2 separate regions of the Homo sapiens genome follow, and region 1 is linked to region 2. A link is an interaction called in ENCODE POLR2A ChIA-PET data of the cell type or tissue named here. Cell type or tissue: Caco-2. All regions are shown on one strand. Links, peaks and the distances in the headings refer to the core of each region. The heading gives the core; the rest is flanking DNA.

Evidence for each region. ChIA-PET counts read pairs that join two places held together with the same protein. Peaks named below come from ENCODE experiments on the same cell type or tissue, not always from the same donor. Only the 100,000 strongest peaks of a DNase experiment are listed, where the experiment ranks them.
Region 1: POLR2A ChIA-PET joins it to region 2 with 18 read pairs; 10 of 35 experiments call an interaction of 5 or more read pairs at or near these places.

The regions. Positions count from the first base shown.
Region 1 is chr11:66,027,431-66,030,345 of GRCh38, forward strand. No RefSeq gene overlaps it. Among named protein-coding and RNA genes, the nearest start is that of CATSPER1, 2.4 kb to the left of the region's middle. In Caco-2, for the core only: no CTCF peak of the experiment used is centred there; no DNase peak of the experiment used is centred there.
Region 2 is chr11:66,118,296-66,121,210 of GRCh38, forward strand. All of the region lies in intron 1 of PACS1 (phosphofurin acidic cluster sorting protein 1), which reads left to right. Among named protein-coding and RNA genes, the nearest start is that of PACS1, 49 kb to the left of the region's middle. In Caco-2, for the core only: no CTCF peak of the experiment used is centred there; DNase peaks (open chromatin) are centred at 1,146 and 1,586.

The DNA.
Region 1 (2,915 bases), core at 164-2,663, 91 kb before region 2:
TTAGCCCCCTGAGTAGCTGGGATTACAGCCACCCACCACCATACCCCACCCCGGCTAATTTTTTTTTTTTTTTTTTTGAGACAGAGTCTTACTCTGTCACTAGGCTGGAGTGCCGGGGTGCAATCTTGGCTCACTGCAATCTCTGCCTCCTGGGTTCAGGCAATTCTCCTGCCTCAGCTTTCCTAGTAGCTGCGACTACAGGTGCACACCACACCCAGCTAATTTTTGTATTTTTAGTAGAGACGGGGTTTCACCATGTTGACGAGGCTGCTCTTGAACTCCTGACCTCAAATGATCCACCCACCTCGCACTCCCTAAGTGCTGGGATTTCAGGTGTGAGCCACCATGCCTGGCCAATACATGTTAATTGGCATTATTATTCTCTTCTTGATCTTGGAACCCCCCTTTAGGGTTATTACCAAAATTAAACTATCAGCCATCATTTATTGAGGATTGCTTCATACACATTTTGTTTTCTTTCTTTCTTTTTTTTTTTTTGAGACACAGTCTTGCTCTGTCACCTAGGGTGGAGTGCAGTGGCATGGTCTCAGCTCACAGCAACCTCCACCTCCTGAATTCAAGCAATTCTCCTGCCTCAGTCTCCCAAGTAGCTGAAAGTACAGGCGTGCACCACTACGCCCAGCTAACTTCTTTTGTATTTTAGTAGAGATGGGGTTTCACCCTGTTGGTCAGGCTGGTCTCGAACTCCTGATCTCAAACGATCTGCCCGCCTCGACAACCCAAAGTGCTGGGATTACAGGCATGCGCCACCGTGCCCGGCCCATACACATTAAATTTAATCCTCACAATAGCCCCACATGGTAGATATTGTTTATCCCCATTTGACAGACAAAGGTGCTATGGCTCAGAGAATATAAATGAGTTGCTTGATGAATGAAAACTTACCGTCAGTGCTATCTCACTCCAAGTCTGTATCTGTAACCTTCATGCTGTCCTGTCTTCCTCCTGGAATCCACTGCAGAGCTTGCCCTGTATGCTGAATTCATATGTGCACAGCGCAGCTCTTCTGGAAGCTTATGGGTCTCAGCTTCTTGAGTGCTTGGTCAGAGCCATGTCCATAGTGGCTGCTGGGTTCCCAGTGATGAAAGAGACACGGCTCCTGTTTTAAGGAGCTCACTATCTGTTGCCAGCAGCAGACAAAGAAACAATTTGTGTGGGCTGGGCATGGTGGCTCACACCTGTAATCCCAGCACTTTGGGAGGCCAAGGCGGGTGGATCGCCTGAGCTCAGGAGTTTGAGACCAGCCTGGGCAACATGGTGAAACCCTGTCTCTACTAAAATACAAAAAATTAGCTGGATGTGGTGGTGTGCGCCTGTAGTCCCAGCTGCTTGGGAACTTGGGAGGCTGAGGCATGAGAATTGCTTGAGCCCAGGAGGCGGAGGTTGCAGTGAGCTGAGATCACACCATTCCAACAAGAGCGAAACTCCATCTCAAAAAAAAAAAAGAAAGAAAGAAAGAAAAAGAGAAGACTCTACCCTGAGAGAGAACAACAACCTCACATGTTGATGACATGATCTCTGATACTGAACAGGTTTTCGTTTTTGTTTTCTTGATAATAAACTGAAAAACAACTTGCTTTTTTTTTTTTTTTTTTTTGAGACAGAGTCTCCCTCTGTCGCCCAGGCTGGAGTGCAGTGGCGCGATCTTGGCTCACTGCAATGCCGCCTCCTGGGTTCACGCCATTCTCCTGCCTCAGCCTCCCGAGTAGCTGGGACTACAGAAGCCCGCCACCACGCCCGGCTAATTTTTTGTATATTTAGTAGAGATGGGGTTTCACCATGTTAGCCAGGATGGTCTTGATCTCCTGACCTCGTGATCCGCCCGCCTCAGCCTCCCAAAGTGCTGGGATTACAGGCGTGAGCCACCACACCCGGCCACAACATAATCTTTATCCTGGCTGATGAGTCAACTTATTTCACCAATAAAATGGTGAATGCTTACCACGCCATAGCACTAGTAAGATCTGTAAATGGTCAGCATGATCATCGAGAAAATGTTTCAGCTTTTCCAAACAAACAAAAAGCCAAGATAGATTTAATGTCATTTCATATCAGGAATCATCAAAAAGTCTGTCTTGGAAGAACTACCTTGGCATTTATACTGATGGTTCAAATCAGTGGTTAGCTCCATAAGAATTTTTACTGTTCTTGGAAAGAAACAAAACCACAAACAAAAACTTGATGTTGTCACAACACACTGCTTTCTTCACAGAGAGGCACTGGTGTCAGAAACTCTTGGAGATGAAAAGTAATGATGGAGCAAAACGTTTGCCTTTATTCAACAAAGACTCACTCACTTGAAAATGTTTTAAAAACTGGCCAGGCAGGCTGGGCGCAGTGGCTCATGCCTGTAATCCTAGCACTTTGGGAGGCCGAGGTGGGTGGATCAGGAGGTCAGGAGATCAAGACCATCCTGGCTAACACAGTGAAACCCCATCTCTACTAAAAATGCAAAAAATTAGCCGGGCGTGGTGGCGGGCGCCTGTAGTCCCAGTTACTTGGGAGGCTGAGGCAGGAGAATGGCGTGAACCCGGGAGGCGGAGCTTGCAGTGAGCCGAGATGGCGCCACTGCACTCCAGCCTGGGTAACAGAGCGAGACTCCGTCTCAAAAAAATATATAAAATAAAATTTAAAAAATGTGGCCAGGCAGGCTGGGCGTGGTGGCTCACGACTGTAATCCCAGAACTTTGGGAGGCTGAGGCAGGAGGATCACCTGAGGTCAGGAGTTCGAGACCAGTCTGGCCAACATGGTGAAACCCTGTCTCTACTAAAAATACAAAAATTAGCTGGGTGTGGTGGCGGGTGCCTCTAATCCCAGCTACTTGGGAGGCCAAGGTGGGAGAATCGCTTGATCCTGGGAGGCGGAGGTTGCAGTGAGCCGACATGGTGCCACT
Region 2 (2,915 bases), core at 123-2,622:
AGTGTCTGTATAAAGATAAGAATTTCCAGCCAGGGGCCGGGCGCTGTGGCTCATGCCTATAATCCGGGCACTTTGGGAGGCTGAGGCAGTAGGATTGCTTGAGCCCAGGAGCTCAAGACCACCCTAGGCAACATAAGGAGACCTTGTCTCTGCAAAAAATGAAAATATCAGCCAGATGTGGTTGTGTGCACTGGTAGTCCCAGCTCCTTGGGAGGCTGAGGTGGGAGGATCACTTGAGCCTGGGAAGTCAAGGCTGCAGTGAGCCATGATTGTGCCACTGTACTCCAGCCTGAGTGACAGAGTGAGATCTTGTCTCTAAAATATAAATAAATAAAAAGGATATTTTCTAGGCCAGGCGTGGTAGCTCACGCCTGTAATCCCAGCACTTTGGGAGGCTGAAGTGGACCAATCACCTGAGCTCAGGAGTTTAAGACCAGCCTGGGCTTAGGCAACATGGCGAAACCCCATGTCTACAAAAAAAAAAAAAAAAAAAAAAAGAAAGAAAAAGAAAAAAAGATATTCTGAGCTTATTTTCTCGTTATTTCCTTCTCTCCCTTCCCAAATATTTTTTTGAGCATCTGTGTCAGCTAGGAATACAGAAACTAAAAAACATTGCTTGCCCTTGTGACTGGGGAGATATAGACAATTGAATAATCAACCACAACATGTTATAGTAAGTGCTAAGATAAAGGTAGGCACAAGTGTCAGGGAAAACACAGAAGTGGGATGCCTGAGCTGAGTGGGAGTGGGGGTGGCCCAAGAAGGCTTCCTGAACCAGTGGCACCAGATGGACAAGGGAGAGGCCCCCTACTCCCTGCTTGTCCTCTGCTCTCTTCTGACCGGTAGCGTTAATACTTCTTTGGTTTAATGCAGGATCACCAGACTCTGTGGCCCACGACCTGTTTTTGTGTAGCCCATAAGACATACCTTTCTAAGTACTATAGCTGAAAAACATCAAAAGAGTAGTAATATTTTGTGACATGTGAAAATTATATGAAATTCAAATTTCTGTCTGTAAACCTCACTGGAACACAGCCATGCTCATTCGTTTGTATATGGTCTGTGGCTGCTTTCTCCCTACAACGGTAGAATTGAACAGTTGCATCAGAGACCTTATGGCCTGCTAGGCCAGAAATGTTAAGCCCTTTACAGAGAAAGCTTGCTGGCTCCTGTTTAATGCTTTAACTGCCCTACTGAAAGGCAGGAGGTTGAAAAAATGATGGTAGTCAAAAGGAATGCATGAAATCCTGTTGTCTTCTGTTAGCTGATTGCAAGTAGTACACAGGATATATTTGAGACATCTCTTTTCCTATCTCCCACCAAAGGATAATTCAGGCGGATCTCAGTGCACAGGCACAGGCATTTGCCTCATTCTTGTTTTGTCTGTTTTGAATTTAGTTATGGGAATATTTTAATATCTCTCAAAAATAGGGTATCTGGTGTGAGTCAGAATGATTATAGAACATGCTTGCCTGGAGAACAGGAAATGCGGGATCCACTCCTGGTGTGCTGTTAGCTGAAGGACGTCAGAACTGTCCTTTAACCTCCCTGCAGGTCTCTAAATGGTAGGATTGTTTGGGGATTACACTAGATCATCTCTAGGCACCGTTCAGCTCAGTAGAGACATTGCTGCATGGTGGAAGGAGTGACCTCAGTGTGAATCCTGGTTCTGTCCCTTTCTGCCCAGGAGACCTTGAGCAGCTTATCTAAATGCTGTGTGCCTTTGTTAGCTCATCTGAAAATGTGGCTGTAAGAATGACCTCATGAGAATGGACTGAGATCATATTCTTAAAACTCTTGGCACTAATAGGTATTTAATCTACTATAACTGTGAAAATTATGTCTGTGAACTCTTTTTTTTTTTTTTTTTGAGACAGAGTCTCGCTCTGTTGCCCAGGCTGGAGTGCAGTGGCACGATCTCGGCTCACTGCAACCTCTGCCCCCTGTGTGCCACCACTCTCGGCTAATTTTTGTATTTTTAGTAGAGATGGGGTTTCACCATTATTGGCCAGGCTGTTCTTGAACTCCTGACCTCAAGTGATCCACCTGTCTTGGCCTCCCAAAGTGCTAGGGTTACAGGCGTGAGCCACTGGACCCAGCCTGAATACTAATTATATACTTCATTTTAATCAAACTCAATTTGTGAAATAGCTGGATTTAGGATTTGCTTAATGAAAGAGATATGACGTTCCTTTAAAAGCCAGCTTTTCTACTAGAATCAACATTATTTGAATTACATGCAATTATATGAGATCATATCAATGCATAGGAAGCTAGACATGTATTAGATTGTGGTTAAGGGCATACGCTTTGGAGCCATATAATATAGCTGTGGTTCAAAGCCTGGCTTTGCCATTTACTTACTAGCTGTGTATGATCTTGGCCTTCCATTTCCTCCTGGGAATGATAATAATACTTGCTGTGAAGATTAAATGAAATTACCCATGTGAAATGCTTAGCATGGTACCTAAGTAGTGCCACTCTAAAGTTTCATGGCCTCCTACTCTCTGGACACATACCTATCCTCTGTCTGCTAGAACTCCTCACTTCCCTGTTCTCCTAACTTACTTATCCTTCAGAGCCCAGTTCAAGGGACGTCTTCATGAAGTCCCCCTTGCCCCAGCCCTGTGCTTCCACAGGGCCTGTGCACGCCTCTCTCTGCTTCCCACTGTGTGCGGGCCCTACCTCCTCCTTTTATTGTGCTTCACTTTCTTGTGCTTCACAGATGCTGCATTTTTTACAGATTGAAGATTTGTGGCAACCCTACGTTGAGTAAGTCTGTCGGCACTGTTTTTCTAATAGCATGTGCTTACTTTGTATCTCTGTGTCACATTTTGGTAATTCTTGCAGTATTTAAAATTTTTTTATTATTGTGTTGGTTACGGTGATCAGTGGTCTTTGATGCTGCTGTCGTG